3 separate regions of the Mus musculus genome follow, and all the other regions are linked to region 1. The links are chromatin loops, found by intact Hi-C in ENCODE. Cell type or tissue: left cerebral cortex. All regions are shown on one strand. Each heading gives the region's core, and the rest is flanking DNA. Links, peaks and the distances in the headings are about the cores only. Region 1 overlaps Sgsm1 (small G protein signaling modulator 1). Region 2 holds the start of Mir7230 (microRNA 7230). Region 3 holds the start of Aym1 (activator of yeast meiotic promoters 1).

Region 1 (10,519 bases), core at 2,091-7,090:
AAGCTACTATGTAGCCACCAACTCTAGCCCCGCTTGCTTTAACTTCTGATTTATGTGCTTTTTAAAACACATTACTTATCGTGTGCAAGTGTGCATGCAGCAGTCAAAGGGCAACTCGTGGGCCCAGGGATCAAACTCAGATGGCCTCACTTGGCAGCAAGTACCTCTACCCACTCAAGCCATCTTGCTGGCCCAATTACTTCGTTGTATCTCTGCAGATAAATATCCTTAGTATTTTCTTCCTTCCTGGGCTTATTTCTTCCTATTCGCTAATTCCCAGGGTGTAAAGGTAAGCTGTTGTGTGAGGGTCTCCCTTCTTCTGACACCATGCTTTTCCACTATAATCTCCACTCAGCTCTATCCTCCCACATGTAGTAGGTCTCAGCATATTGAGTTTGGTCACACCTCAAGATGCTTTCTGTCGTCTCCTGTAGTTCCTATGACCGATGAACTGCTTCATTTCTGCACATTTGTGGGTCCCCAACCCAGCTCCTGACATCCTGTTTCATTCCACTGTGCTGCTCATAAAAGATCTGGCTGAAGGCGTGGCTCACTTGAGGAGTGCTTGCCTAGCATGTGTGAGGCCCTGGGTTCAAATCACAGTCGCACCTGTAAAACAGGGTGATCTCGTGGGCCTTGTGGCAGGGTTCATGTTGAGAGAACACTTCTGGGCTGCGATAGGGGGCGGCAGAGCCGGGAGCTGTTCAGAGGGCTGGTGCTGACGAGGGAGGGTGGGCTGCGGCTGACCTGTTACCTTGGAGCACTTAGTGCTGAGTGACTGAGTGCAGGTGGTGCTCTGTCCTGTCTGAGCCTCCTGGGAGCAAGCTGCAGGAAGAAGCGGAGGCAGCAGGGTTCGGGGGCACCCCTGTCAGGCAGCTAGCTGTGCGGTGTGCCGAAAAAAACGCAGAATGGCGACCCTCTGCGTGGGGATCCAGGATGTGGCTACTCTGGGCCCCTGTTAGAGGTCCTGGGATGGATTTCTGGGACAGGCCTTTGGATCACCTTGTGTGACCTCAGTCTCAAGGTGGGGAAACTGAGGCCCAGAGAGACAGGCTTTGTTGGAATCCCACAATGCCTCTGGGCAGAGTAGGATGCAAGCCCAGGGAAGTCAGAGAGCATTCCAGCCCCTGAGGTAAGTACTGTTTCCAAGGCCAGCTGTCCTTTCCCTGAGAGACCTTGTCTGTCTCCCTGGAGTTATTCAGCATAGTGCACCCCAAGCCGGGATTCCATCTCTGTCCATTCCATCTCTCCCTCCCTGGCAGGTGGATTCTCCTGAGCCTCTGTTTCCCAAAGCTCACCCACAAACCTGCTGGATCCCACATGGGGACTTGAACCCGGGGCTTCCTGGATCCCATCATTGACTGTCCCCATGCCACCCACTGAATTCCTGTATCTTCAGACTCACACAGTGTCTTAGTCAGGGTTTCTATTCCTGCACAAGCGTCATGACCAAGAAGCAAGTTGGGGAGGAAAGGGTTTATTCAGCTTACATTTTCATCACTAAAGGAAGTCGAGACTGGAACTCAAGCAGGTCAGGAAGCAGATGCTGATGCAGAGGCCATGGAGGGATGTTCTTTACTGGCTTGCCTCCCCTGGCTTGCTCAGCCTGCTCTCTTATAGAACCCAAGACTACCACCCCAGAGATGGTACCACCCACAAGGGGCCTTTCCCCCTTGATCACTACTTGAGAAAATGCCTTACAGTTGGATCTCATGGAGGCATTTCCTCAACTGAAGCTCCTTTCTCTATGATAACTTCAGCTGTGTCAAGCTGACACAAAACTAGCCAGTACACACAGCTACTATGTGCCCACAGGACCTTTACCAAGCACACAGTAAGGCAAAGGACAGGATGGGGGGGGTGTGTGACACTTATATTCTGGAGGGGAGACAGAGACAGGATGCTGCAGGAATCAGAGCACAGGATCTCTGACGGACAAGGGAAGGGAACAATTCTGGCAATGCTGTGCAGGGCATTTTGTGTGAGTTCTGGAAGAGGTGACAGACCTCCATGCAAATTAAGCAAAATGGGCAGTGTGTGCCTGTTGGCCCCAGATCTACTTCAGACCAAGAGGCTGTAGAAGGAAGAAGGGTTGTCCAAATACCCCAGACAACCTTCAGACACTCTGGTGCTGAACTCACAGTCTCCAGGTGCAGCAACCCATCCAATCAGCCCCTCCCACTCCCGTGTGCCCCTCAGGTGAAGCAGATCATGGAAGAAGCCGTTACCAGAAAGTTCGTCCACGAGGACAGCAGCCACATCATCTCCTTCTGTGGTGAGTGGTGACCGCCTTGGCAGAGGCAGTGGGGGGCAGCTTCCTGGCTGGGCTGCAGCAGAGGAGGTGTACCTGTGAGCCAGCTCTTGCATCACACCGGGCTTTGTGACTCTGGAGTTATTTCGGGATCCCGAGGGCATTCTGCAGGAGGAAGTGGATTTGGAAAAAGCAGAACTGTGAGGGGGCTGACGGTGGGGCGGTTGCTTCTTGTGTCCCGCGGAGGGCTTGCTTTATCCTGACTCATCCCGCCGGCTGAGGCACAGCCATCTCCTCCCTCTGTGTCTGCCAGGCTGGGTAAAGGATGGAGAGAGAGGGGTCTGAGGGCTGGAAATGCAGCTCAATTGGTAGAACACTTGCCTCAAACACTCAGCATTCCAGATTCCATCCACAGCTAGGCACAGTGGCGCATGCCCGTCTCCCTAGCACTCCAGTGGTGGAGGCAGGAGGATCACAAGTTGAAGGTCATCCTCCGCCAATGTATTGGTTCCTGGCTACACGTGGAGCGTGCGGGGTAGGGTGGGGGCGAAACCTCATCCCTTGTAGTAGGCAGACCAGGGTTCATGTCCTCCCTTGGCCCCATCCCACCGAGTGCACGTCCTAGTCTGCTTTATACTGTGGTGATAAACACCAAAAGTTACTTGCGGGAGCTATTTCAGCTTGGATCAGGGCAGAAACCCATGTAGGGCAGAAACTCACACAGAACAGGAACCTTGGAGGCAGGAGCTGATGCAGAAGTCATGGAGGGGTGCTGCTTTCTGGCTTGCTCCCCATGGTTTGCTCAGCCTGCTTTCTTATAGAACCCAGGACCACCAGCCCAGGGATGGCTCCACCCACAATGGGCGGGGCCCTGCCCCATCAATCACTAATGAGGAAATGCTCCACAGGGTTCCCTGAAGCCTGGTCTTGTGCAGGTGTTTTCTCAATTGAACTTTTCTCCTGTCAGATGATTCTAGTTGTGTCAAGTTGACACAAAATGTAGCTTGGACAATGGTGACAGATGAGTGTAGCGAGGGCGCGAGTGAGGGTGATGGTGATAACGGAGGAGATGATGGTGATAGTGGAGGTGATGGTGGAGATGATGGTGAGGGAGATGATGGTGACAACGGAGATGATGGTTATGGTGGAGATGATGGTGAGTGAGATGGCAATCGTGACAATGACAACAGCTGCCGATGGTGACCCATAGGTCACTCAGTGTGCGCACTCTTACGAGGGAAGGTTAAAGCAAAAAGAGAGGGAGTGATGGACCACAGCCACACGGCAGGCTGATGGCTGACAGGATGCACAGAGATGACCGACCTTGGTCCCCGTGCACGTGCTCATTAATCGCCAACCTCTCGACTCCTTTGGCACACGGGTATGGGATTCTCTGCACTGTCGGTGCTGGCGACTGTGCACAAGAGACAAGACGGCTACCGACCACTGTGTCCCCGCAGCGGCCGTGGAGGCCTGCGTGCTGCACGGGCTGCGGCGGAGGGCGGCCGGCTTCCTGCGAAGCAACAAGATCGCGGCGCTCTTCATGAAGGTGGGCAAAGGCTTCCCTCCGGCCGAGGAGCTGAGCCGCAAGGTCCAGGAACTGGAGCAACTCATTGAGAGCGCGTGAGTGTGCGTGGGGCGCGGCTGGGTCGAGCCTAGAGGGCGTGAGTGTGCGTGGGGGCGCGGCTGGGACGAGCCTGGAAGGCGTGAGTGTGAGTGGGGGGCGGTTGGGGCGAGCCTAGAGGGAAATGCTTGGTCCCCTTAGCCAGGCGAAAGCCACACCTCCTGCCTCTCCCTCTCTCCCTCCTCTTCCCTTCCCCCTCCCCGTCCTCCTTCCCTGCCCCCTCCCTGTCCCCTCCCCCCCCCCCTTTTCCTCTCTGTCTCTCCTGAGTGTATTCTCTCCTACCACCGGTCTTAAAGGCGAAACCAGATCCAGGGCCTGCAAGAGAACGTGCGGAAGCTGCCGAAGCTGCCTAACCTGTCCCCGCTGGCCATCAAGCACCTGTGGATCCGCACCGCCCTGTTCGAGAGGGTCCTGGACAAAATCGTCCACTACCTGGTGGAAAACAGCAGGTGAGAGACCGACGCTTGCACTCTGCCGCCACCCGCTGGCCATTCTGGGAACCGCACCCTCGAGAATAAACTGGTTTGTGTCCCCCCCACCCCCCCAACTCCTTTGAGGTTTGAAAGGCTTAAACAAAAGCTGTCTGTATGTTTGACCCCGAGCTACCTATCCTGAAAGCGGGAGAGGATTCGGGTGCTGAAGAGCAATGTGCAAACAGGGGCTTCACATTTAAGTCAAGATGGAGGAGGGATCTTGGAATCCATCCTTCTGCAATCTCCTCTACTTGATAGCTGTTTGAAGGCAGGACAGTCAGTCTCCCTCTCTGTGCCTTGGTGATCTCTCTGGCTAAAGAGCACGGAGTGCTTTACAGAGAAGAAGTAGAGATGAATCTAGCGGGCCACGACTTGTTGAAATACACAATGAGGCTAACCCTTCCAGAGTAATTTGATGTCAGTGTTTTACAGTATGAGACTTCCCGACCAGTTCTCATCCTGATAACCCCTCAGCATCATTGTAAGCTACCATGTGGGTTCTAGGAATCGAACCCGGGGCCTCTATGAGAGCAGTGGGCACGCAACTGTGGAGCCCTCCCTCCAGCCTGATCTAACGTTTACATCTCTATGTTGATATTTATGTGTCAGATGAGTTTTCAAGGAACTGGAAAATCACTCCACCGTATCGCTTGCCAACAAGCGCATTCCCAAACTTTCAGCATGAACATTGTGATGATGACATCACACCTCTATCAGGGCCAAATTTCAGGGACTTGGGGCTGGCATTTGTTTTGACCTGACAGGGTGGGGGAGTCTGTGAGAGCAGCCTTTGGGTCTACACCACAGCTAGACAGCGTTTTCTTGCCTTGGTAACAAGACAGCGTCGCCTGAGAGCCTGAGATTCTTTTGCTCTCCTAAAGGCCTCGCGGCTGTGTGGCGAGCTGGCGCCGGTGAGTTCCAGGCCAGGCATTTTTCATCAATTGTCTGAGATACAGTTATTTTTGCAGCTGAGGCTCTCAGCTGGGCTAGCCTAGTCCGCCCCGTGTGCCCTCTGGTGTTCGCCATGCAAACCTGCATGTCCTTTCCTCCCAATAGTAAATACTACGAGAAGGAGGCACTCTTGATGGACCCGGTGGACGGACCCATCCTGGCCTCTTTGTTGGGTAAGAGGTCGGGTGCGGATTGCATTTGGTCCTTTGTTCTTGGGGCTCAGGACCTGTCTCTTCTGAAGTGTCTTCTTGCTGGACTCTGGGGCATCCTCACTGCCTGGAGGGAAGTGGAGTGCTCTGAGGGAGACCATTCTGAGGCAGTTGGGGTGGGGGCACTCTTGGGGATGCCAGGTTCCCAGCCCTGTATGCTCCACAGTGGGGCCATGTGCCCTGGAGTATACCAAGATGAAGACTGCAGATCACTTCTGGACTGACCCCTCAGCCGACGAGCTGGTCCAGAGACACCGGATCCACAGCTCACATCTGAGACAGGACTCGCCCACCAAGCGGCCAGCGCTCTGTGTGAGATGGGTGGGCAGTGTGATGGTCTCTGGTAGGGTCTGGACTTGGCTTCGGGGCAGGCAGGGAACAGGGTGGGAGTCCTGACTGTGGTCACTGCCTCATACCTCCCTCTGTCTCTCTGTCTCTGTCTCTCTCTGTCTCTCCCCCCACCCTTGTGCTGATACCAGATCCAGAAGAGGCATTCCAGTGGCAGCATGGACGACCGGCCATCTATCTCTGCCCGGGACTATGTAGAATCTCTGCACCAGAACTCCAGGGCCACCCTGCTCTATGGAAAGAACAATGTTCTGGTTCAGCCAGTGAGTTCCGCTGTGCCTAGGTCATGTTCCTAGGGTTTGAGTACAGGTTATGGGGGCTGGGTGGTCCATTTATTCATCAATTCACCCACCTCTTTATTAATGTACCTATACACCCGTCTGTTTACTCATATATTCACCAACAACTCCATCTATACATCAATTCATGTATCAATATAGCCATCCGCTCATCCAGCCACCTCTGCGTTGCTTCATTGTCCCAGCAGTGTCTGCATCCACCAACCCATGCATTCACCCATCCATTCATCCACCCATCTACCCACCCATCCACCCACCCACCTACCTATCCATCCACCCACCTACCTATCCATCCATCTACCCATCCACCCACCCACCCATCCATCCACTCACCCATCCACCCACCCATCCACCCATTCATCCATCCATCTACCCACCCACCCATCCATCCATCCATCCATCATCTATCTACTTACACATACATACACACATGCATACATACACACACACACACACACACACACACACACACACACACACATCTCTATAAGGGCACATGGCAGTATCTCTAGCTAGCTGCCTTGCCCTTCAGCTCTTCCATTCCCTTCATCCTTGTTGATTTTATTTGTGTGTATAGCTATTCACTTTCTGTCCACCCACCTGGCTGTCCACTTTTTTTTTTTTTTGTCTGTTCCTACATCCCCATCCCCAGGCCATCTGCCTGGCTATGTACTCTTGCTGCCGCTCAGCAAACATTTACCCAGATGCTCTGTGTGACGGAGGTGTGGTCTTATAAAGGTGATCCTCTTCCTTGATAACACCTGTCCAGTACTCGTTGTGACGTGCCTTGGACTGCAATATGTAGAAATGGCAACGCAGAAGCCCAAACAAGGCACAGGATTGTGATTTGCTTTCACAACAGCTGCTCCTGTGAATGGTTGCCTTCTGTGCCCCAGTGGCTGGCTGGGCACAGGTGGAGCGTGAGACCTGAGCAGTGCCTGCCCTGAGGGAGGCTGTCCTTTTCTGTCTTCTGTCATTGGGTCACAGTCAGTGTGGTGTTGTGGTGCAGCTGGAAGGAAGAAGGAAGCAGTCCTAGCTCTGTGGTCACAGCCTTAACAGTTGGGTGATCACATGTCGTTTTGCCCTGTGGGCTGTCATATCTGCATCCCAGGGGGTACAAGGCTCTAATATCTTAGATTTAGGAAGTAATGAACTTAAGATGTACTCAGTTTTCAAGTGACCAACTGGAAGCTTCAAATGCTAAGAACAAGGGTAGAGGACTTAGCATGTTCAAGGTTCCATCCACAGCAGAGACAGAGAGAGGGAGGGAGGGAGGGAGGGAGGGAGGGGGAGAGGGAGGGAGGGAGGGAGGGAGGGAGAGAGAGAGAGAGAGAGAGAGAGGGAGAGAGAGAGAGAGAGAGAGAGAGAGAGAGAGAGAGAGAGAATGAATATGAATCATCAAGACATTGAAACAGGACCATGCCAGGCTCTGGCAGCAGAAGTGAGTGGTTGCCCTAAACCACATATGGCTCACAAAACCCAAAGTACTTCCTGTCAGTCCCTTGACACAAAAAGTTCGGTGACCTCTCTGACCCAGAAGTTCTGTGAAGTACAGACTGTTCACTGTCATCTCCAGCAATGGTCCAAAGGCCCACGGAGCATGGTGTCTCTGCTTTCCAAGGGGATCTGGGACTGGGTGACCTGGAGAGATGAGTAATGGGCTGTCACCCTGTTCTCGAGTCCAAGTCACAATAGCTTTGTCTTTCAAAGCTGAATCATAAGCTCCTCTCGCATGTCCTCCCTGCAAAATAACAGCCTTGCCCAAGCTCAATCGAGGGAGTGATTGACTTAGCTCGTGTGCAATAGGGTCATCAACAGCCACTTCACAGCTGAGAGATGCCACGGGTGACCAGACATCCTCAAGTCAGGAATGGATAAGGCTGCAGCTCAGGCAGGAGTGGGCAGGGTGTCCTTCCCAGAAGAGAGACGGGGACATTTTCTTGCCTGCCCAGTGACCTCAGATAATGGGAAGAGGATGAGAGGTTCCATGCACAGATTCTGGGCAGACAGAGGTTCAGGCTGCTGGAAGAATGGTGGGTGGGGCTTGGGGAGAGGGATTCTGGGTAATATCTACAGGATGGACTGCAGGTGGTTTCTCTGCTCGCTGGGCTTATGCCAAAAACAACCCAACCCTTTGATTCTGCTTCTGCATCCTTGAGGCAGGCTCAGGCCTGTGTCCACCAGAGCCCAGCAACATGACCAGGCCTGAGATCTCTTCTCTCTGCAGAGGGATGACATGGAGGCCGTGCCAGGGTACCTGTCTCTGCACCAGACAGCGGATGTCATGACCTTGAAGTGGACACCCAATCAGCTGATGAACGGGTCTGTGGGGGATCTGGACTACGAGAAGAGGTAAGAGTTGAACTTCAGTTGGATGTGCCCCAAGACCTTCTACTCATCTAAACACGGAGATGCTCTCTTCAGAGCCAGACAGGCCTGCCTGTTGTGTGAACTGGTTGTTATGGTGACCTGGCCCAGCCTCCCTGCTGCTGTAGCTTCAGAAGGAACACCAGCTTTGGGAGCACCTGGAGACAGGGGGCAGGGCCTCAGGAATAGGCGTGGTCAGCTGCTCACATTCATAAGTGTATTCTCAGGGGCCAGTGAGATGGCTCAGTTCCTCGAAGCCTGAGTTCTATTCCCGGGGCCCATCTGGTGGAAGGAGAGAACCTGACTCCTTCATATTACCCCTTGACCTCCACTCATTCAACATGCTGTGTACCCACCATACACACACACACAGCTAAATAAATAAAAATGTAATTTAAAGAATTTATGAGCTGGGTAGTTGTGGCGCTAATCCTTTAATGCCTTTAATCCCAGCACTTGGGAGGCAGAAGAAGGCAGATTTCCGAGTTTGAGGCTAGCCTGGTCTACAGAGTGAGTTCCAGGACAGCCAGGGCTACACAGAGAAACCCTGCCTTGAAAAAGAAAGAAAGAAAGAGAGAGAGAGAGAGAGAGAGAGAGAGAGAGAGAGAGAGAAAGAAAGGAAGGAAGGAGGGAAAAAAGAAAAGAAAAAGAAAAAGAATTTCTAAGTGGGCTCCCAGGCCTATCAAAGTGTAAGGGTAGCAAATACTGAACCTGTAAATGGCAACTCAGCAATCCATGAGGACACATCAGACTGAGTAAGAACTAGCCCCTCCCCCTCCCCAGTGACGCCACTTCCATATTCCCCCCAGCCTGTTTCCCAAGCTGTACTTAAGAGTGTAGGAGTAGAGCCCTTCACAGAAGGTGTCAGAAGTGGGTCACAGTTGCTAGTGTAATGCCTGCGTTACTCTGGGTTCTCCCAAGAGCGGGTACCACGAAAGGACTGATGAAAGAAAGACTTTGAGGAAGGACCTGGGGGAGATGAGCGCAGGCGCAGAAGGGAAAGCACGGAAGGTCACATGGGAATAGTATCCATCAGACCAGCTGGGGATGCTGGGTTGGACAGGCCTGGACCACAGCCATGTGCTCAGTCCTGGCTGGCATCGTGGTACCTTGGTAGGACTGTGGTGGCTCTGCACAGGGGGTGGGGGGCTGTGTGGTGCTGCTGAGCTCCACTTCCTGGTTCAGCATATCTGCGTGGTTGCATTCTTGGACTGCCACAGAACCTCCATTCCCACATACCCCCTTACATACTGTTCGGAGAGGGGAGCAACTTATTTCAGGATCGTGGTGGGTCCTGAGCTAGAAATATATACTAAGTCAGTACTTGGAGCGACTGTGTTGCAAGGACTGTGTTCTGAGCTAACAGTGTGAGGGGCTCTGGGTCGAGTCTTCAAATGAAATATTCTATTAAATCCTCTGAGAAACACTACAGTGGAGATTGCGTTAACATCCCCATTTTATAGCTGGGGATATTAGAGTCCTCATTTTATATACAGGGAAACAGAGGCTCCTCCAATCACACTATTGGCCTATGTAAGGTCAGAACGGGGTGAGACCGTTCTGACTTCTGCCCACGGCTGCACAGTGGCCGCGTGCCTCTGAGCTAGTACCAGTGTTTATCTTCCAGGTACAAAAAAGCCAGGGTCAAGCAACTGGACCATTTGTCCAGTGATTGAAATAATCCAGGGGTGGGAGACCTCAGGCTAGACCCAGGGACTTGAGTAGCCGTTCCTGAACCCACCATTGTCTCTTGCCTCTGCTTTCCTGCCTGCCCAGCCTGTGCTCAGACAGGCCTCGCATAGTTCTGAACGTCCCTGGGCAGCAAGGAGCTCTTCCTGGGCTCTGGAAGCATAAGCCTATCATCTCTCTTTGAGTCACCGTGCCAATCCTGAATTGGTCACTGTGACTGGTCAGTGATGATTGGCTAGCCTGGGTCAGGTGATCATCTCAGAGTGCTGATTGGTCACCCTGGGTCAGGCGCTCACGCTGGACTTCTA
Region 2 (10,519 bases), core at 250-5,249, 58 kb before region 1:
GAGAGATATAGAGCGGCTGGGAAGAGTAGCTAGACTGACTCTGAATCCTCACCTCATGGCGTCTACACATCGGCTGTTTAGTGCTGCCCCATCCCCTGTTCTCCCCTCCAAGTCCCCCATGGATCGAGCAAGTGGAACGCAGGTGTCCAGGCTGAACTGAGTCCTACATGGTACAGACATCCGAAGTCCAAGGAGTCGGAGTTACTTCCTTCCTGTTCTGTTCCTTCTTCAGCCACCGCGCCATGCTAGACACTTTGCTATGTTGGAGGCAGGAAGACGCAAAAGACCTCTTGTCTTCGAGGCTCTTGTCTTCAGACTGGAAGTCACAGGTCAGCAGGGACAGACCCAGGTTTAGGACAGACTCGGGAGACTGCAGAGCGAGGAATCCACACAAGTGCGGTGGGGATAGGGATCCCTTCCTATGCTTCTAAAAGTCAACTGACAGTCAGCCTTTGGTGGGCTGCACGCCCACATCTTGTCTGGTCTAGAAACAGGTTTAAACTAGACAGTGACGCGATTCCCCCCAGGGTAGTCACAGGTAGATCCCCCATGCCCCCGCGCCCCCGTGGTCATTCTTTTTGCTGGGAGGGCAGAGGGCATGGGCACGGTGAGGTCATCACTGATAGCGGCTGATAGACCTCTTGTGTGATCCAGACAACATGGTGTTAGCATTGCCTCTGGAATGCTTCGGATCACCATTCCCAATCCCGTGTCCTACTCATGGGTGGAGGGATCTGGGCCCTGCACCATCGCTGCTGCGCAGGTCCTATCTCTTCCTCATGACTCAGGCTTTGCCTGGGCTCAGCCCCGGGGCAGCCTGTTTAGGTCCAATGAGTATCTGCCAAATGCTCACATGGGAGGGCCTCTCTCAGATGTGGGAAGAGTTCTTACTCAGAGGGACACTCAAGCCCCTTGGGACCCACACGGTAGAAGTTAGGGGTAACTGCTGGGGCTCTGCTGCAGGGTCAGGAGCAAGGGGCAGGGCTCCTGCAGACAGCACCATGCCCCTCCCCCTCCCCACTAGCTCCCAAGGTCTGGTCACACCTAGACAAGAGTTTTCCGGGCCCTGGTCACCCCTCTGTTAAACTGGGCCTGCTGGGAATCCCTCCGGGCCTGGATGCTGACACCTCACTGTCCCGAAGCAGCACACGTGTATGTGCCTCAGGAGCACTAGTGAACCCAAGAGTGATCAGCTAGTCCTCTGCAGGGAGCACGGGGAGAGTGGCCACATTTCTAGTTTATCCTTGAACTCCTGTCTCCACTGCTCAGCTTGGCAATCGCTACCCTCTCTATTGCTTGGACTTACTTCAGTCATTACCCAGTTTTCAGTTAATCCAGACACCAGTGGACAGCCTTGATCACACTAACCGCCCTTTAAGTTTCCCATACAGGGAGATGCCGTCGGTGCCTAGATCCACAATTCGAAAACACAGAGGACGTTCATAGAGGGCTCTCAAGCTTCTAATCTCAATCTGCCTCGGGGCCTGCACCCCGTACTCTGAGCCCAAATAGTGTCCGCCACAGTTGGAATTCAACGCTGCTAGAATTGATACGGAGGATTCGGGGGCCCTGGGGAGTGGAGGAGGGTAGGTTTGAGGGGGCGATTGCTGCAGCTTTTGTGTTGAGGGTTGGTCTAATGATGCTTGTATTATGTTAATCTAACTAAGTCTTTCAAAATGCAGGAGAAACCGCAGGGAAGGAACCCTACCCTCGGTTGGTTTTGATTGGTAAATAAAGTTGCTGGCGGCCAATGGCTGGGCAAAGACAAGGGCAGGGCTTTTAGGAGTCCCCGGCAAGTTGGGGGATGAGGATGAAGGGTGGGAACGGGGACAGAGAGCACAGCCTTCATGTAAGAGCTGGGACTCAGCCCAAGAGGGCTGCACATCTGGGTTTGGGGCGGCCAAGATGGAATACAGGTTTTAGTTAAAATTTGGGATTATCGGAAGGTGGATTAGCCACGTGGAGGTTAGGGAGTGGCGCAGCCTTTGAATATGTCGAATCAAAAGGCTGAGGGTGCATCTCTTGTTAGGGAATAGAAAGCATTGGGGTGGGTAGCAGGAACTCGACGCCGCCCCCGCCGCCCCCGCCGCCCCCACCGCCGGGATCTTATTGAGTGGTGTTAACTGGGTGCTGCTACACTCTTGTCTTTTGTTTGCGGGTTTCCGACTCCCGATGAGAGCAAGAGTAAGCAATGTCTTGCTAAAGGCTTTCAACTGACTCTCAGACCCTGGGAGGGTCTGAGAACCTAGGGGAAAGAGCGGGTGACCGCACGTCACACCCCAAAACCTCGGCTGGTACCCTAACATCTAGAACTTCTTACTTGTGCCTGTGATTCCAGAGGTCAGACAGTGGGTGCAATCGTCACTCAGGTGCAATACCAGGGATGGGAAGTCGTGGGTCGAGACTGTACCCAGGGCAGTCAGTGTGCATCCTCCAGAGACTGAGGGGGTGGGGGGTGGGGCTTGTGTAGTCAGAGGGAAAGGAAGGGCGTGCAGAAGTCTGGCTCTTACACTGCTTCAGAAACCCTGGTGTGGGGCTTGTGTGCCTTAGGCTTGTGTTCTCAGAGCATCAACCTCCTTCCTTGCTCCGCTACTGAGACCCAATCTTTCCTCTGCCTCAGGGATTTTCAAAGCCCCGGGTCATGTTTGGCAGCCATCTTTCTGTACAGCACAGAGGATTTAGGTCTTGGTTTTGAGTGTGACTCACGGGAAGAACTCTCACAGGAAAGGACGTGGCTGGCACAGCCTTGAACATGGGGACAGTGTTCTAGCAGATGCCAGGTGGTGGGCGAGAATCTCCACACTGTCAGGTCTGCGGGCTCCAAGATTTAGGGTGTGAGGAGTTCCGGGGTCAGGGCTGAGGACTGACAGTGGAGAGATGCGTGACCCTGGCTGAGCTCCACCCCTCACTCGCCCACACTGGAGTCTGGAATCTGCATCCCTCTGAGACTCAGGATGCAGCCTGTAGGCATCCACGCCCTCTGGGGGAGGGGCACGGCTCTAGACAGCTATGGGCGTGTGCCTGGACACCAAGTATACCCATTCCATTCTATGAGAACTTCCCACTCTCTTCCGATTTGATTCGATATCCAGTGCAAACACTGGCAGGTCCCTGCTTGCTACGCATGTCCACCTCCAAGTCCCAACCACAGACTTGAGAGGATTTTGGAGAAGTTGTCTTCACTGCTACACCTACATTTAGCATCTTAATGGTAGGGAAATGTGTGGGATTGGCATGAAAATCCAAAATTTTCTGAGTACCTGCTAGCATCATGCTAGTTGCTAAGCAAGAACTCAGTTTGCTCAGCGTGGGATTCATTGCATCCTAAGGCCAGTGCACAGTAAGGGGTCCACACTTAGAGGAATGGACCCAGCAGTGGTCAGGAGAGAAGGGTGTCTATATTCCTCCATGTTCTTAGAGATGTCTGCGACAGAATATAGAAGACAAGTAGAAAAACCATGGGTGCAATGCAGTCAGTGTCATGGACAGAAAGTTCTAGAGACTGATGGTCTTGCGGAGAAACAGCAGGATATAGACATCCCTTCCCGGTCACAGCTATAGAACTGGACTGATGGGAAACTACAGAGACCAGAGACCTCCATCCATCCCTACTGCAGGGTGGAGAAGTCCTGGCCCTCGATGAGGACTGCAGGTGTGAGGGGACAGACACTGGTAGTGCCTTGGGGTGAATAGTGTGGAATAACACCGTCCATGGAGCAGCAGGCCCTTAGCTCTCTCCGCCATCTCCCCCGCTCTTGGTCTCTGTGGCCACCTCATCAACACTACTACTCCGAAAATTCAGTAGATCGATTGGCAACAGTGAAGACTCAGAAAGAACCCGTCTGCGTGTCAGCTTCCTCTGCCCTGCCCCTTCCCTCGTCTCCCCACTTGTGGCTCCTCTTTCTCAGTTTTTGATTTTTTTTGTTGTTGTTTTTTGTTTTTTTTTGGGTTTGTTTGGTTGGTTTTTTTTTTTTTTTTTTTTTTTTGGTTTTTCGAGACAGGGTTTCTCTGTATAGCTCTGGCTGTCCTGGAAGTCACTTTGTAGACCAGGCTGGCCTCGAACTCAGAAATTTGCCTGCCTCCGCCTCCCAAGAGCTGGGATTAAAGGCGTGCACCACCACGTCCTGCTCTTTCTCACATTTTTGACTCTCGTCATGAGGGATCTTGTCCATCCAGACACTTGACCTCCTGGGAAGGCAGCAGGTTCACTGTGTCTGCAGAGACCCTCAGACTCTTGCTGGGTAGTGCCCTGGTTTCAGGTGCCAAGCTACAACACTGAATAGGAGCCAGGCAGGGACCCTTTATGGGGACAGGGGCAGGACAGCTTGAGGTGTCACCACTTATGTAAAGGTTCAGGAGAGGGCCTGGGCCACTGGGTGCTCAGCATAAGCGCAAGTGTGTTCAACCTTCCAGATAGGGAGGTAATTGTGAGTCTCGGCCACCTCTTGCTGGAGACGGCAAAGAGTAGGAGGTGAGGAGTGGTGAAAGGTAGGAAGAAAGTGTGATGAGGGTGTGGTGAGCAGAGGCAAAAGGCTACCACGCCCCCCACCTCTTCCTTGGCTTTCAATTTGAGGACACCAAGATCAATGAAAGAGGCACCGCGGCTGCTTTTGGGTCAAGGCGGGAAAGGTCACGATCATAGGGAAGTCCATGAAGTGAATGCCTGTCCTGAGAAAGCCCCCTCCAGCACAGAGACTTGTTTCTGGTTAGAGAGACAGGCGGGCTGGGAGGAGCGGGGATCAGAAATAAAATGCGTCCTTGGGGAAACACAAAGAGCTGGCCCCTATTTAAGTGCAGGCTTCAGGATGGCCCCTGTGGAGGACACTGCATGGCGTCGCCCAGTATCATTCGGCCTCCTGCCCCAGAGACCCAGCTTCGTGGGACTCGGCTTCCCCACCCCAGCATCCTTACAGAGGCCCCTTCCACTGCTTCAGGTTCACTGACAGGGCTGCCCCAGGAGAGCCCAGGCAACCGCACTGTTGGAGGACAGTCATGCTCTTCCCACACACAATACCTTAGCAAAGGATCACAAGACAGAACTTGGTGGCTGCTGGATGTTGAGTAAAAGGACCTCTGAGGAGCCTTCTGGAACTACACAGGCTCCCAGCCAGCCTCCCTCTCCTCCTCTTCCTCCCCCTCCTCCTCTTCCTCCCTCCTCCCTGGTCACTGCATCTCCCCTGGCACCCTGCAACTGTCTGTGCTGCTGCAAACTCCTATAATGAGTAGCAGCACCTTAGGAGGTCAGTGACCTGCATCCATGGCACTCGCTCACAGCCACTTGGCTTTAAAGTAAGGTTTGCACTGGTTAGACTGGCCACACTGAGTGGACATTTAGGGTATAATGTTGCGTTTCATCCTTTCATATTTACTGTTGCTCACGTGTCTATAGTGAGTGTAAATTTCTGGGAGGCAAGCCTCAGGCCCAGCGAGCCTCCTCTGAGGTCCCCCAAACTATTTCAGTTTCAGGTCAAAACTATGACAAACTCTTCATTCCCCAGCCAAGTGTAGATCTGCACACATCTCCCCCACGACAGCAACCAACACCGCAGGAAAGCTGAATTGCAGCCCTAACACAGCTGAAAACACTTGTCGAAACCTGACATCACTAAGAGCGATTTAGACTCGGAGGCGTTCCCAAAGGAGAATCTGAGATGTCAGAGTGGGACGGCCATGGGGTGGGGTGGCGACAGAATCCCTGCTTTGGGGGCACGGCCAGGACTGTGCTAGAGAGTCATCGCCATCAAGTTAGTAGGGACATCTGATGGCCGAGGGATGTGACAGGAGCAGGGTGTGGATGGTTCAGAAGAAACCTTGAGTGCGGGAGCCAGTGGTTACAGAACGAACTTCACAGAGATGCTCTGCCCCTGGCTGTGCAGGGCAGAGGCCATATGAGAGTCCTCGAGTGAGTTCAGGGGGTCAGGGGGCAGGAGGCAGGAGGAACATCCTCAGAGCAGGTACAGATGTTCCCAGCCAAGCTTCATATCAAGTGTCTGGTCTGGAGACACCACCCAGACCGCTTCATCCCTACCAGGCAGGGGACCACAGCCACGGAGCTACTTTATCCCTAGTAATCAACATTGACAGTTCATCAGAGGCTGCCCAGTGGGATCCGAGCACACTCCTTGTGGTGGGGCCATGGGACTAGGTTAGGTTTGAGTTTTGAGCCACCTAGGGGCCAAGAAGAACATTGGTTCCTCAAGAGGACCCTTGCAGCTGATGAGGAAAATTCATGGGAAGTGGGGAACCTAGAGTGGTCTCCACTCTCCAAGTTACATCCTACTAAAATAAAACTGCCCTAACTTTTGGTGCAGGACTGCAGTGCAAAGGCAGGAGTCTGGGTCAGCTACACGCCATTCTCTTGGCCAAGCACTTCTTCAAGGTACCCACTCTCTTTTCACAGCCTCTGTGGGGTGAGAAGATCTGGGGAAAGGAGTGAGGGAAGCCCTTGGGGGTGGGGTGGGGGTGGGGGAGTCCACAACATCATCATGGACTCTGGTTTATGCTCTGTGTCCCCGGGGAGCCAAGGACATGTCTTCTATCTGGTCCACGAGACCTGTGTGACTCTGGGCACGTCACTTCATGGACTATCAGATACTTAATGTTCCACTTGCCGCACAGGGCTGATGTGGGGGTCACAGGGCTGACGACAATTCCTCCTGGGGAACTCCATGATACCATGCTCATGTGAACTCTGAACCTACCAAATGCCCCCCCTCCCCACTCCCCGAGTTTTCTGGCTACAGGAAACACCCTCACATATCTGGCTCTCTCCAGACATGTAGCACAGGCTGCTCAGGCACAGGCAGGAAGCACCGTTCCGTTTTCCTTCAGACTATGTGCGATCAAAAGACTAAGCTTTATACCCTGAGAATAGTAGGTAACCAAAGGAGCGTTCTGGTAAGTAAGGCGAGAACTATCTAAGATGAGAACACCAAATCCCTGCCTGGGGTCTGTACCACTTACTATACTGCCTTTTCTTTCTAAAAATGATTCCAGACTCTGCCCCTTGAGTGGTTTAAGTTTGCCATACACTGGGAGGCCCTCTTCCCGATGCAGCCATGGTTCAGCTGGCCCCCGAGGCAGTGGGGGACAACAGAAGAAAAGGGTATCTGGGAGGCTCCCCTGGACATCCGTGCTCCTGTTTGGAATATGCTGTCTAAGCGTTGAGGCTCAGGGGCACAAGATGCAAAGATGCTAAGACATTCTAAGGAGAGAATACATGCAGCTACTGTAGTGCCGCAAGAGGCTCTGCATCCTTGTCAGGGGAATCCAAGACAGACCAGGAGGCGGCCGGCAAGGCCATCCTACTGTCTACCCCAGTTCAGCAGAGGCCTCTGGCACAGTAGCAGCCGAGTCCCTAATGAGCCAGAACTCGAGCAGCAGGCTCCACATGCAGAGTGGTGTAGCCACAGCCCCTTCTCAGCCTCCCTGTGTCCAGGCTGCTTTCCCTGAATGACCCCGCCCCAGCACAGGAGCTCCTCCCACGAGCTGCTTCTTCACAGTGCTCCTCTAGCTCTGGCCAGTTCAGGCAGAGCTCATTATTTATGCAACTGTCACCTGGGCAGTTGGTCGGAATGTCCTGGGTTCCGAGCCAGTTGGGCATCAAGCAGACTACTGGTCTTTCAGGATAGTCAGTGCTGGAGAAAGGAGTTGAGGACTTGGGAAACCTTACCTTCTGCAGGGCTTCATTTGAGGCTAAAGCATTGCCTGTTAAATTTGAGGTGGACGTGGAGAGCCCAGAGTGAGCAGTGTTCTGTTCACTCTCTAGGGACAGCCTCTCCATCAGGAAAGCAACCACGACCACCCTCCTTCCCAACCACCACTGTGGAGCAGAAGAATTTGGGAAGAGGAGTGAGTGCTTCTCGGGCTCTCCATCCAGGCAATACCATGTAGGTGCTGGGGGTCAGGGGAATCTCGATCTTGAAAGAAGAACCCACCATGTTCTCAGCCTTCAAGTCAAGACTGCTCGGGGAAGTGATTCTGGGCGAGTCGTTTTATCTATATTTCGTGCCCAACCTCACCCTAAGTCACAAGGGGCAGCAGGTGTCAAGGAGCTAGGAACAGACTATTTCTCTAGAGTGCCTAAGAGGTAGAGAGGCTGAGGCCTTGGGGAATCAGGCCATGCCTCCCTACAGCCTATCCTTTACCAAGTAAAGAACAAAGCACCTGCGCTGGCGGCCTTGCAGCTTCGGAGGAAGCTCGCTCTCATCTTCCTCCCTCATGCCTGGCACCTAGGCTGACATGAGGACATGAAACCACCCCCTCCACCCCGAGGAATATATAAGGATAAGAAAAATTTTTTTTCTAGAACTAAGTGCACTCTCTCTTAACTTAGGACTCCCTAAGCACACTGGCTGTCGCAAGATGCTCTAATTCCCCCTCTTGAAGCTAATCTTGGGAGTTCACTCATCCTAGCTCCTGTGCATCGAGATTATCTTTTCTTGGTTGATTTTTTTTCAAACAATCTCCATACTGGATTGGAAAAGCCAACCTCTGCCCTGACCTGAGTGACTGCCTTCTTGTGAAGGCTACCACCACAATAGGTCCTCCTAATCCTTTTGGATACAAACAACAAACCTTCTAGAAAGTACTTTTGGTGTGCTTCGGGCTCACTCTGTGAGAAACGAGCAGGCCCTGGGAACCGCATCTCCATCACAGAATAGGGAATAGACAGAGACTGGCTGGCTGAGCTCCTTTTCCAGACACACATGGCTTTTATCTCAGGCCATCAAGGCACCAAAAAATCACCCCTCCCTGTGCCCTCCTAAGCTGTTCACACTTACCCTACGGAAACAAGAGAACTTTCTGCACAGCTCTTTTTTGAGCATTTTAAAGGCCAAGGTAATAATGTCAACTGGTGGTTTCGAGTCAGGTGGCTTCCTCCTACAGGCTGCGCCGTACCCATCTCCAGTGTCCAACCTGGAAGTTATAGCTATGTAGCTATCTCCTCTGAGTTCAAACCTTCTCTTCAGGAGGGAGGAGACTGGTTTATATGATTCAAGAAGTCAATGAAGCTTAGAGATCCGGTAACTCAGAAACTTCAGGAGTTTCACAAGTCTCCCACCCCCAGGTTGTATAAGCAACAGTGATCGCTTGAGAGGGGAACCCCCGTGGGGGAGGGCCCGACAGCAGCCATAAACTGTGCAGGGGAGACTTGTGACCCATGCATGCTGGGGTGTGCTGTTCAGAGGGGTGTCATGTCCTTTGGGATACCTACCCATGCTCCTGTGCAAGACCGCAACAAACTCATTGGTTCACAAAGCTACACTTGGGTGGAATTCCCAAGTGACTCTACCTCGGTCTCTGTAGAATCCAGTTTTTGGTTCTTTGTTTTGTTTTTTTCTGCTGACACAAGAGCGACAACAGCTGGAGAAGTGGCTCCGTAGTTAAGAAGAGTCACTTCTCCTCCCGTCTTCCCTTCAATCCCCATACCAGGTTGGAAAAGCAGAGCTGCCCTACCCTGAGTTATTGCCTTCTCTGGAGGACACTGGTTCCCAGCAGCCATGAAAAGCAGTAACGCCATCTGGCCCCTGAGGTCATCTGTGCATATGTGACCCACACCAACACAAGACATATATGTGTAAATAATTATTTTTAGAGTCTTTCCTGTGGGTTGGACTTAAAATACGAGGAGGTGGGGGGTTGCACATCAAACCTTTTTCTCTTGTCTTGAACTTACGACCCATAAAATTCACATTTCAAAGGTGTGTGGTTTTCAAACAAGCACAACTTTTACAGTTTGCGCTCTGTGAGGGAGCTTTGGCCGTCTGCCCCTCTCCCTGCCTCGTAGGCTTAGAAAACTTACGTCCCCCTTCCTTTGAATTTTCCTGTCACAACGTTTTATATAAATGGGATTATAAGACTTTGGGGGGGTAGCTGTGTGTGTGTGCATGCCACAAGCAAGCATTCGGGGACTTGCTTCTCTTTCCACCTCAGTCTTGTGCATGAGGTAGGGTCAGTCTCTCTTGTCTCTTGCACCACAGTGTGCTCCCGGTCTCAGTTGGCTCGAGAGCAGACTCTGTGGTCTCTGGGTCTCTTCACAAAGACTGCTGTTTCTCTGAGTGGCTTCTGGGGGCTTGAGTTGAGACTGTCAGTAGGTGTTGCCCGAAGGCACTTTCGTAAGCTGAGCCATACTCCCTACCCTGGCTGGCTTCCTTTAAACCCGAAAGACCCACATCCGGAAGGCCTCGTTCACCGATGGATAGCAAGTTTTGGGCAGATTTGCACAGTTTTGTGCTTTCCAGGTGTCTAATTACTGAAGGGAAATCTCCAGCTCTCGATTCTGAGGAAGGGGCAGGGGTATCACTAACCGGCATTTTTGAGTGAAGTAGGAGTCCCAAGGCATTCTTTTTGCATGTTGGTATTCCACTCCAGGGCTACCCGTGATGGCTAATCTTGACCCATCGACTTGCAGAGTTTAGAGTCCCTGTGCAGACACACCTCGGGCCATGCCTGTGAGGGGTGGTCTAGATCAAGGCCTGCTGCGGCTCCCATTGCACGAGCTGGGGGCCCCAGTCTG
Region 3 (10,519 bases), core at 4,272-9,271, 66 kb before region 1:
AAACTATTCAAAAGGGAAAGGCCCGAGTTCAGGCTCTGCGAGGGCGCCTCTGTGATGTCCTCAGAACCGGCTCCTTACCCTGATCTTTTAGCCCATCCTGTCCCACTGTGACACAAGACTGCAGAGTTTATTGGGGGGGGGGCGACACACATTTATTCTTACCTCTAGAGTCTGGGAAAGTCTGAGATCAAGGGATGAGGGCAACCGTTCTGGCCGGTATTGTCATCCCAGGGCGCCTCCAGGCAAGAGAGAGCAGGCTCAGTCTGCCTTCACGTCAGCCCACCTCTCCAGGGAGGAAGCCACACCCTCAACATCCATTCACAACAGCTACACGGTCAGAGAGAACTGACCCGAACGTGACCCCCCATGGCTCAGCCTCACTGCAATTTCCCGTTCCAACCCAGGCTCCTTGAGGAACACCACTCAGCCCACAGCTGTCGCCAAGGTGCAGCCAGCCCTGCAAGGGGGCTCCAGGGAGCCTCCCTGTGCGACAGCTCCAGTTTCAGACCAGCGTGAGGAGTCAGCAGGTAAGTCTTACACCCCTTCCCAGAGTTCCCAAACAGGGTCCCCATCCACGTCCTGCAGTAACTCAAGAGACGCCCGTGAGATGCTACCCACAACTAAGGGCAGCACGAGTGTGTGCCATGCGAGGCTCTCTACAGAGTACAACTCATGTTTATTAGTTGAAAAATTATACAGTAAATTCTGATCGTGGTTTCTGCTCCAGGCATCTCCTCCCAGATCCTCCCGCCTCTTCCAACACCAGACTTCCTTTCTCTTTCTTTTCATAAAACAATGCGGCAAATTTAAAAAAGAAAAAAAAAATTCAAATGAAAAGGAAAAAAAATTAAGACAAAATCAGAAAACATAATATACAAACAAGACTAGTAACACACCGAGGGACACAGGGGAGGAAGGCAAAGGGGAAAAAGAGAGGGGGTGTGGGGAGGGAGGGGGAGAGAGAGCACAAAACACAAATCTCAAACAAAAATATGAGACCAAAAAAACCCTGCCAAGGATGCCATCGAGTTCTTTTCCTGGTGGCCACATGCTGCTGGACACTGGACCTACCCTTAAATGTAGTTTATATACCCAGTGAGACGAAACTGGAGAAACTCCTTTCAGGCCCTTAAAAGACTGGAAGGGTATTTTTTGTTTGTTTGTTTGTTTTTTGGTTAGGAATTGGGGGAGTTCAGTTCCCCCAGTAGATGCTATGAACATATCTGCTTTGACCCTGTGCAGGCCCTGTGCACCAGTTGTTATTTCTGAGCGTGGAAGGTGGCATTTGGGTATCGGCCTCCGCATCATCCTGTTCTTGAAGCAGAGTTCACAGAACCATGGCAGCACACACACAGAGTCTAACTCTTAAACCTGAGAGGCCAGAGAGACCCCAGGCCCGGGGGCTGATTGCAGGATTCTCTTGTCTGGAAATGGAAACTTGAAGTACAAGTAAGAGGATTTACTGGAAATGACATTTAGGCATTTAGTGGCACAAGCAGGGCAGGGCACAGCCAATACACAGATGAGTCTCATTGGCTGTGTGCCAACCTTTTTTTTTTTTTTTTTTAGTTCCCTGACAGCTACAGGCTGGGGGGAGAGCAGGGATTGGGAGGGGGCATGTTTTAGGATGATGTGTGCTCCATTAACTCTTCGTGCTCCAGGAGGATGTGAAGTGGAAATTTGAAGCCCACTTCTTTCCCACCAGGGGCATCGGCTGAGAGCAGAGAGCAGCATTTACTTATTCCCTGAACTACCTGAGCACAGCAACAAGCTCAGTGGAGAATGACCCCGTGCAGTGCGCGTGCTCCTCTCTCTAAGAGATAATGGAACTAGAGCATCCTCAGAAAGTTCTGTGAGAGCACGGGGCTTCATTGCTAGACAGGGAGGGGTGTGTAGACTCACAAGGTTAGCATTTCCTTCTCAGCCCACCCTGGTCCACAGTTCAGTTGCCCTGGCATTTCTGAGTGGTGTCCTCTGTCTTGGTCTCAGTGCTCTGCCCCCCACCCCTGCAGTGGCTTCTCCGGGTGAGGGCAGGAGGACACCCAGGCACTGTTCCCAAAGCTTCTGCAGGACGCAGGAGCTGCTCAGCCAGCAGCTGCCCCTCTGCCGGGCACACAGCTCCGGGGGGGGGGGGGTTGCAGGGGGAGGGGGCGGTGCTGGCAGCTCTGGAGCTGGAGCAGGGAAGAGGGGACCAGTCCTGCTCTAGCTCAGAGCCCTTAGGGAGATTCCCTCCCATCCCACCCCCCACCCCAAGGCCCAGAGGGAAGATCTGCAGCCTTTGAGCACTCCAGTCCCTTATCCCACCCCTACCCTCTTCAGCCTCTCACTCCAGCAACCTGTGTGTGTGAGCTCACATGTGTTTCCTCCGGCATCTGTTACATGGGCCTGGGCAGCATTTTCTGAGCCCACTTCCAGCTTCTTTACTCACAGATTCCAAATATTTGTGCCAACCGTGGGCCACGCATGGCCAAGCCCAATGGCACGCAGGTGAAAGAGAAGGTAGAAGTTGCTTCTAAATTTACACCAAACTTCCAAACTACCTGCTTGTGTCCCGGGCACCCTTTGTCCTTATGGCCTGCCCAGGCTCTAGGGTATAAAAGACCTGTAAAAAGCGATAGCTGCCCCCAGCATCCTTACAGACCCCGCCCCCTGGCTTCCCTTAGCCGGCTGCAATCCCAGAGCTGCCCCTGCTCCAGCTTGCAGGACATCTCAAGGACCCAGTGACATTGCATGGGTGGTTGGTTAGTGTGTTTTCTAGATACCATTCCACGACCCAGCACCCTGGGTTCCTCTCTGCATCCCTGCTGAATTCTGCAGGCCTCCCCACTGGTGAGCCCGCCTCACAGCCCAGTTTGCTGTTTACTGACCTTATTATCTCTGGTAGAGGTGAGAGAGTTTGTAGGCTTGCGCCGCACACACCCGGACGTGTCCAAGACCCTTGCATAAAAAAGACTGCATTCAGAGCCCTGGGAGAATTCAGAAGGGTCCAGAGGGATGGCTGAGCATGCAGACACCGCTGCTAATGGAGAAGGAGCAGGAGTTCCAGTTCAACAGGGACACGGGACACGACTCGGCAGTCATGTGCTCACATCTATCACGTCTGCTAATGAGCTTTCCTGCCCAGGGCTGGGGCTCCATAATAGAGCTCTGAAGACAGCTCCAACCAGAGTTCCAGACCTCGGCTGTGAGCCCTGGCCCCCACTGTACCACCATCCAGAGTAAAAAACTCGACCCAAGGTTTCCCGCCACATCAGAGAAGGGAGGTGCCTCGACTCTCTTCCCCAGTGCCCTTTAGGAAGAGAGGCAGGACACCCTGTTGTTGGTTTCTCTGGTGTCGGACACCAGCAGACACCGTCGTATGCATCACACATGGGGGAAAAGTCTGGGGAGGAGAATGGGAGATTCCTATGCGCACACATGGATGAAGAGATTCTGTCCCACTGTACCTCCTGAGACTGGGTCTGAGAGTCACCACCCTAGACCCAGACATGCCAGGACCCACTGCCCCATGCTCTCCCCTCTCCCTGCCCAGGCTCTTGGGCTCCCTCTCCAATGCCATCATAAGCATAGCAGAGGAGCTTGGAGGGAGAGGGACGCCCCATTCTGGGGCCTTGTAAAGCTGCTGCATCCCATGTCTGGAAGCAAGCATGGCTGCCCTGCCCTCTCGTTCCCCCACACCCCCTTCCAGCCCATCTGCATACTCATGCTCCCACCCTAACTCTCTCAGCTCAAACTGCACCTAGTAAGGCCTGCATCATAGGACCCACACCAGCCTCACCTCCCTAGTGCGAGCGGTTCCTCCCCCCTCGAGTAAAAGAACTCGCCTCTCTCTGCTGGGAAAGACAAAGACACTTGGCATCTCAGGGGACCTCAGCCACAGTGCTTGTCCCAGTCTCCCTCCCATGTGGCAGTGGCACCTGACCCCCTTCTGTGGACTGCATCCCCCCCCCCCCCCCCCGCCCAGAGTTCTCAAACTTACACCATAGTGAGTTGCCACACCCTGCTGCCATCCCTGCCCTCAGGCGCAGGCTCACACCACAAAACAATACAATAAAACTCACAAAACAACACAAAAGTGGTACCAGTCACATGTGCAGCCCTTTTCCTTCATGTAACATAGAAGCTTAGACGGTCCCCACGGCCCTTCCGGGTTCTTAGAGCCTGTGGCTCACTCAGCAGTAAGGGTTCGTCAGAGCCTTCAAAGCTCAGTTTAAAAGTCAGCTCCTCCAAGGGGTCCCTGTGAGTCTTTCTGTCATTCTGAGCCTGTCCTGCTTTTCTAAACAGTGTGCTCGTGCACAGTTTGTCCTGACATATTGTGTCTCCCCCTACCATTTTAAAAATCTCTCTAAATGGGAGTGACCTAAACGTACTACTAGTCAGAGGTCAGAGACTAGCACCATGGATTAAACAGCAGTGAGACCTAACCACATGTTGTGTACAAAAAGGCAGACTTTCAATACTGAAACACAAGCTAAAGGTAAAGTGGTGGAGAAAGGCGCCGGTTTTGCTCACACAAATCAAAAAGTAAGCCAAGCAGCTGCAGATCCATCAAGCAAAGCAGCCATCACGGTGAGGAAAAGGATTTGTGGACAAACAGGTTCCACCTTTGGCTCGGTGGGCCAGTCCTCAAAGCCATAGCGTCCCCGGCATCCACGCAGCTGGGCTCCCTGACGAGAGGGTCTCATATCGGAGGAGGCGAAACCAGGTAGATTTGCAGAAGCGGGCAAATTCTCTACTGCAGTTGGAGACTCAGCCCTCCCTTCTTACTGATAAATGCAGAAGACAGAAAGGCAGGAGAACCTCAGAGACAGGCAGAGCCTCCCCAGTCGCCACCCGCCAGCGTCAGCATCCCACACAGCCCTGCAGTGAGCAACAGGAGAATCTACATCAAGAGCATATGAAACATTACCGGGAAAAGGCACCGCGCATGCGCGCAGCTGGAAAGGCGCGACTCAAATCACCAGGGTCAGCCTCTGCCACGGGAAATGAGTTCAAGAGACGGATTGGGAAGCTGCTGTGCCTTCCTGACTCGGCCTTGACAGTCCCACTGCCCCCTTGGTCACATTCTATTGACCTCTCGGGCAGCCAGGATTCCTGGAGGAAGATGGCAGCTGGGTGGGGGCTATTTGGAGGTGAGAGCACCTGGAAATTCCTCGGGAATCATCATCTTCCGTTTCTCTGGACAGTGGCTGAGCGCCAGGCCCTATGCTGGCGTTGGCTCTAGCCACCGACAAGCTCACTGAGTCACTGGAGCCGGTCCCCACTGGCTTCCCTCTTTCTCTCCAAAATGTTTCCCACCCAAGCCTTGAGTTCTCTCTCTAGCACAGTGCGCCTGCGACCCTTTCTGTGCTGGGGCCAGTGTCCCCTGTGTGTGCTATCCTCTAGACACACGTGTGGCTAAGGTCACTTGAAATGAGGCTCAGGTGCCTAAGGAACTGTAGTTTATGTAAAGTTTGGACGCACGGGTCTGGAGGGACATGCTGACCCCGCCCCGTGGAGTTTCGAACCCCGCCCCCACGCTCCAGGGCCCCCATGCTCAACTCCCCGGTTTCCTGATAATGACCTACAACACTCATCATGGCAGGCCCCCTTCCATCACCTGTCCTGGCCACTGTCAGTCACACTGGTTTGCGGAAACAGGCACTAGCTCCCCCCTCCACCCAGAACATTCTTCCTACATACACACAACCCCGGTCTTTTTTTCTCTCTCTTTTTTTCCTTCCCCCCCCCCCTCTTTTTTTTTAAATCTCACTATTTGATTCCCAAGCCAGGTTTCACTTCTGGGCTTCTGTAAGGGGATCTTCAGACTTGGACATCACTGAGCAGCAGGAGGGCAGAGGCACTAGTCTGGCCCGAGGGGATGCAGGGACAAATTCCCCCGCTTCAGCCACTCTCACCTACTCACAACCTCAAGCTTTCATATCTGTAAAATGGGGGTAAGAAACACCCGGCCTCTTTGTCGGGAGGCCGACCTTGTGAACTATAGACACAAATCAAAAGAGCGAGTGAGGCACACGGGGTGGAGGGTGGAGAGTGGGAGGTTAAGAGGTTGTGCAGACCAGGTGTGGCCCTTGTAATAATCCCACAGTTGCGGAGCTGAGGGCTTTACTTTGAGTTGTGGAGAGGGTAAAGCCAAGTTCACTCACAGCAGAGTTAGAAAAAGGGGGTGGGGGACAGAGAGCACCAAAACATCACCTGAGCTCTGGGCTGTGTGTTGTTGCAAATCCTCTGGAGTCAAAGGGTCCAGGGTCTATGCACTCAATAGTGGATGGTGGTGTGGCGCAGGGACTGGCAGAGGTGGTAACCTTCACCAGAAACATTATTTCTTCATCCTGCTGGACTCTGAGACTGGCCAACCCTCCCTGGGTGAATCAGAGATTGGGCTGTTTGCCCTGCACCTCTGAGAGGGTGCACTCCAGAAGCGGCCGAGGTAGGCAGGTGCACCAGGCACACAATGAGGACCCTGTAGGAGGCAGAAGGCTATGGTAGGTGCAGGTGGTCTGTGCCTCCCCACCCCCACCCCCTCAACGCCCCGTGCAGGCTTGAGTGGTGCACAGGACATACACTATGAGACCAAGGAGCAGAGAGAAAGAGGTGTGCTGGCTCTGGGCCAAACCTCCACCAGAAGTGTACAGGAGGAAGGTGGGAGGGCTCAGCATGGTTCCCGCCCATCTATCTGCAGGTCCTGGTGGACACTTAAGGAGATTGGCAAAATGGCAGCTACTGTCACTGGGTTGTATCCTGCCTCGTTCCCAGAAGGGGTATTTTGGGTTTGCATTGTACTTTTCCTGTATACTGTTTTGAAGAAAAAAATAATAATAATGGGAAACCCGACAGTCCTCTTTCGTTAGAGAAGATTGTAGAGTTGAGTATGCATTTAGAGTTTTCTTCGGACAGTTTTCCAATGCTTGGAAAACAAAAGGGGTCACTGGGAGGAGAAAAAAGTTCAGGCTTGATGGATGAGAGCAGGATTTCACTGCATGATGAGAGTGGGAAGCAAACTAGACTGGAAGATAAACTGCCCCCGCCCCACCCTGCCCTGCCCTGCTTCTAGGGACCTGGAAGAGCAGGAAATGGCATGGGTTAATGTGCAGCAGAGCGCACCACAAAAGAATTCGCCTGGACCTACACAGGCACCTTCAGGCTTCCCCGGTCTTTGTGCAGCATATGCCTGATAACAATGGTGGACAGGCTTATTAGGACTTTACCTGACTACCGATAGGAATGTTAGATTTAAAGTATTTTTAAAGAGGCTGTGGTATTGTATGGCTTACATCCCTCCTTTGTCAGAGAAATGCTAAAATAGCTGGGCTGCGCAGCATAGGGTGATCCTCCCAAGCTTGGAAGGGACCTGTGTCAGCTGTTCTAGAAGTTGCTAGGCAGTCACAATGGTTGTCATGGTGGAGGCACAAAGCAACAAAGCTAGTACAATGTAATCTAGCAAGGGGAATCAATGTTACTAAAGACAGGCTGCCTGGGGAGGGGCGTTATGCCAACTTACAAGAACAAATCAGATTTGATGATGGTGTAATTCAACAGTGCCATTTCACCACTTTAAGAGTTTAGGATTTGATTGGGTAACTTGGGGGGCGGGCAATGGGGGGGGGGAATCTACTTCCTTTACTAAAATATGGGATTCTGGAAGAGCCTTTACAGAATCCGTACAGAGGTTGAGTTCAGCTGTGAATAGAGCCATAACAGACCCTGAAACCTTACAAGTCATTGATAGAAATAGTGGTGTTGGAGAATGCCAACACCGAATATAAGAGAGCAATCAGACCATGGGAAGCACATGGAGCTCCCTGTAGATGAGTGGACAAGGGAGACAAGCAGCATCCGGTCTCAGGAGCATAATGCAAAGATCATAGGGCAAACCGTAGCTAGAAATATCAAAAATCAAAATGCTCAGTGTTTTAAATGTGGTGAATTGTTGGTCATTTCCAAAGAAATTGTAAGGCTAAAAGATTCAAAGCTCAAAATAACAGGTGCATTGACTCTAGAAGAGAACACGGTGATCCAAGAAGAGAACAAGCCGACTCTGGCCACTTTGAGCCACAGAGTCCAGGGTATGGCAGCCGCTGTGGAAATGGCAAACGTTGGTCAACGGATTGCCAGTCAAAGAGAGACATACGTAGTAACGTCTTGCCATGGTGGGGTAGAGGGGAGAATCGAGGGTCTCGCAGCCCCTGAGGTCAGTCAGGAGGTATCAGGAATGCAAGAAACTCAAAATTGGGTTATTTCTGATCCTATGCATGTTACAGAAGGAAGTGCAGTTTTGGGTCTGGCCACAGATAGCACTCTTACATTACTCCCCAAAGTGGAACATTACAAGTTAAACCTCTGGTGTGTATGCTCTCTTACCTTCAGGGACAGTGGGGATAATCTTGGGAAGAAGTGAATTAACTTCTCAAGGATGTATTGTGCATCCAGGTATAGTAGATGGGGCTAGCAAGACATAAAAATTATTTATACATGTGACAAAGGAGCTGCAACTCAATGCAGGGGACAGGAATTGCCCAACTGGTGTCCCCTTACATCAGGACAAGGCCGCTCCAGTAGAAAGAACAGGGGCTTTTGGGAGCACCGGGAAACTAGAAACATGGCAAACAGAGACCCAAATTAATAATGGCACAAATGAATGATGTGGACATAGAAGGTTTAGTGGATACAGGAGCTGATGTTAGTACACTTAGAATCCAGATTGGACACTTCAGGAGGTTGACACACAATGTATAGGAATTGGTAAATTATCACAAATAAGACAAAGCATCCAATGGACTACCCTGTGTGGGACCAGAAGGATAAATGGGGAAGTTGAGACCTTCTGTGGCTGACATACCCACAAATTTATGGGGAAGGGATCTTTTACAACAATTGGGAGTATTCATCAAATTAATATTCCTGCAATTTGGGGGGGGGGAGGACAGCAAATAAGGAAATTAAAGTTGATATGGTAGATGCTCCCTGGGAAGGTATTGAGGCAGGTGAGAGAGAACACTCGCAAGCTGAGTCAAGAAAAACCAGGATGTCACAGGGATTGCATTTCCAAATTTATGAAAGGGGCCACTGCTGACATTCCAACAGCCTTGCCCCTAAAAATGATTATCAAACTAGCCTCTCTGGCAAGAGCGGTGGCCCATAACAAAAGAAATGTCGCAGGCACTTGAACAACTGGTGCAAGAACAGCTGGAGGCTCAACATATAGAAGAGTCTACCAGACCGTGGCGTTCCCCTGTGTGTGTTGTAAAAAAAAAAAATCTTCACTATGCTGCCTGCCTTTGAGAGCAGCTCACCCAAGAACTGCTGCTGGTGAGGTTCCTGCAGCAATCTGCCCACTGCCAAGACCTCCCCTCAGGCCAATTGTCGAGCCTTCAGGAATTGAAAGGCAATTGCTGGCTCAGGTCTGGTGTCGCCTGCCTGGAGGACCGGTCTGCAGCTGCTGAGTCGTATTTGGTGTTTGCTAAGGGACTGAACTGCTGCCAAAGAAGATCGAGCTGGCCCCCAAAGAACTGCTGCTGAACAGGTCCACTTCCCCCCTATCCCAGCAACTTTTCTCTTCCACTGCCTCTGCTGGGGGGTGGGGTGGGGGGGCTAGAGGAGAGATTCAACACTTATTAATAGTAGTTGCAAACATTTTTTTTTTTTTTTTTGCCTGCCTCAGGATCACTACATGTCTAAGCATCTGGACACCCCTCTGATGCCACAGTCTGACTCTGGGGACCATGTGGGGGGGGGGAGGAGGCGGGGGGGGGGGTAAGGGAGAGGATGCTTCTGAGACCAGAAGTGCTAGCTATGGACAGCAACCTATGGCCTTCTCAGCTGCTGGGTCAGGGAGCCTGGCTGGGCTCCCTACTCCCAGGGTCCACTATGTGTCCCCTTGCCTGGCAGCTGTGCCCTCTCTCCTGGACAAACAAATCTGCAGCTGGGACCAAATGTCTCCCTCCCTTGAGCTTGAATGACCGATTTCCCCACCCCCACCCCCACCCCCGGGAGTCTGAAAACACAGGGCTATTGTTCTGGAGGAGTTTTCCCCGGTGTGAACCAGCAAAGCACTTGTAGCTGTTGGTTCCTCCACCTTCTCCCGCCCCCGCCCGTGGAGGAACCAACCCTCAGTCCAGGGAGACCCCTGCCCGGTCCATCCTAGTCCCAGCCCTGCTGCATGTTTGGGTTTGGGGTCCAAAGAATGAACAAAAGTATACAGTCTCAAAGACCTCGGATGTGCCACTGCCTCTCTCTGGGCCCCAGAATCCCATCTGTGTAAAAAAGGATGCTCTACTGTCCCAGGCTTGGGGAGAACAATGACTGATATAACTGTGGACCATACTAGGGGGGGGGGGGCTTTCTGGCAGCACAGATGTCTTTGAGTCACCTATCTTCATGCACGTATCCCTCCGTCCCTCACCTCCACTTCTGAGAAAAACCTCTCAATAAATTGGTTCACCAAACTGCACTGGGCCGGGAGGGGAGCGTTATTTCCCTTGACGAGCGAGCGTCCTGGCCCTTTGCAGAGCATGGTCCC

The links. Peaks named below come from ENCODE experiments on the same cell type or tissue, not always from the same donor. Only the 100,000 strongest peaks of a DNase experiment are listed, where the experiment ranks them.
Region 2: a loop joins it to region 1, with 5 times the contacts of the local background. A loop is called at or near these places in 2 of 42 quality-filtered maps.
Region 3: a loop joins it to region 1, with 5 times the contacts of the local background. A loop is called at or near these places in 2 of 42 quality-filtered maps.

Annotation. Positions count from the first base shown.
Region 1 is chr5:113,280,580-113,291,098 of GRCm38, reverse strand. Sgsm1 (small G protein signaling modulator 1) reads left to right here. Exons shown (of 25, transcript NM_172718.3): 3 at 2,200-2,275; 4 at 3,712-3,874; 5 at 4,172-4,324; 6 at 5,405-5,472; 7 at 5,675-5,820; 8 at 5,988-6,119; 9 at 8,383-8,507. Among named protein-coding and RNA genes, the nearest start is that of Sgsm1, 25 kb to the left of the region's middle. In left cerebral cortex, for the core only: CTCF peaks have their summits at 4,340 (motif pointing left) and 5,374 (motif pointing left); DNase peaks (open chromatin) are centred at 2,429, 4,353 and 5,030; H3K27ac peaks cover 952 bases.
Region 2 is chr5:113,337,170-113,347,688 of GRCm38, reverse strand. Mir7230 (microRNA 7230) reads left to right here and starts at 10,044; the gene lies at 10,044-10,099. In left cerebral cortex, for the core only: no CTCF peak of the experiment used is centred there; DNase peaks (open chromatin) are centred at 2,374 and 2,931.
Region 3 is chr5:113,348,870-113,359,388 of GRCm38, reverse strand. Aym1 (activator of yeast meiotic promoters 1) reads right to left here and starts at 2,095. Exons shown (of 1, transcript NM_001012726.2): 1 at 1,568-2,095. The coding sequence starts at 1,872. The coding sequence ends at 1,735. It also overlaps 1700016C19Rik. In left cerebral cortex, for the core only: no CTCF peak of the experiment used is centred there; DNase peaks (open chromatin) are centred at 4,871 and 7,365; H3K4me3 peaks cover 497 bases; H3K27ac peaks cover 712 bases.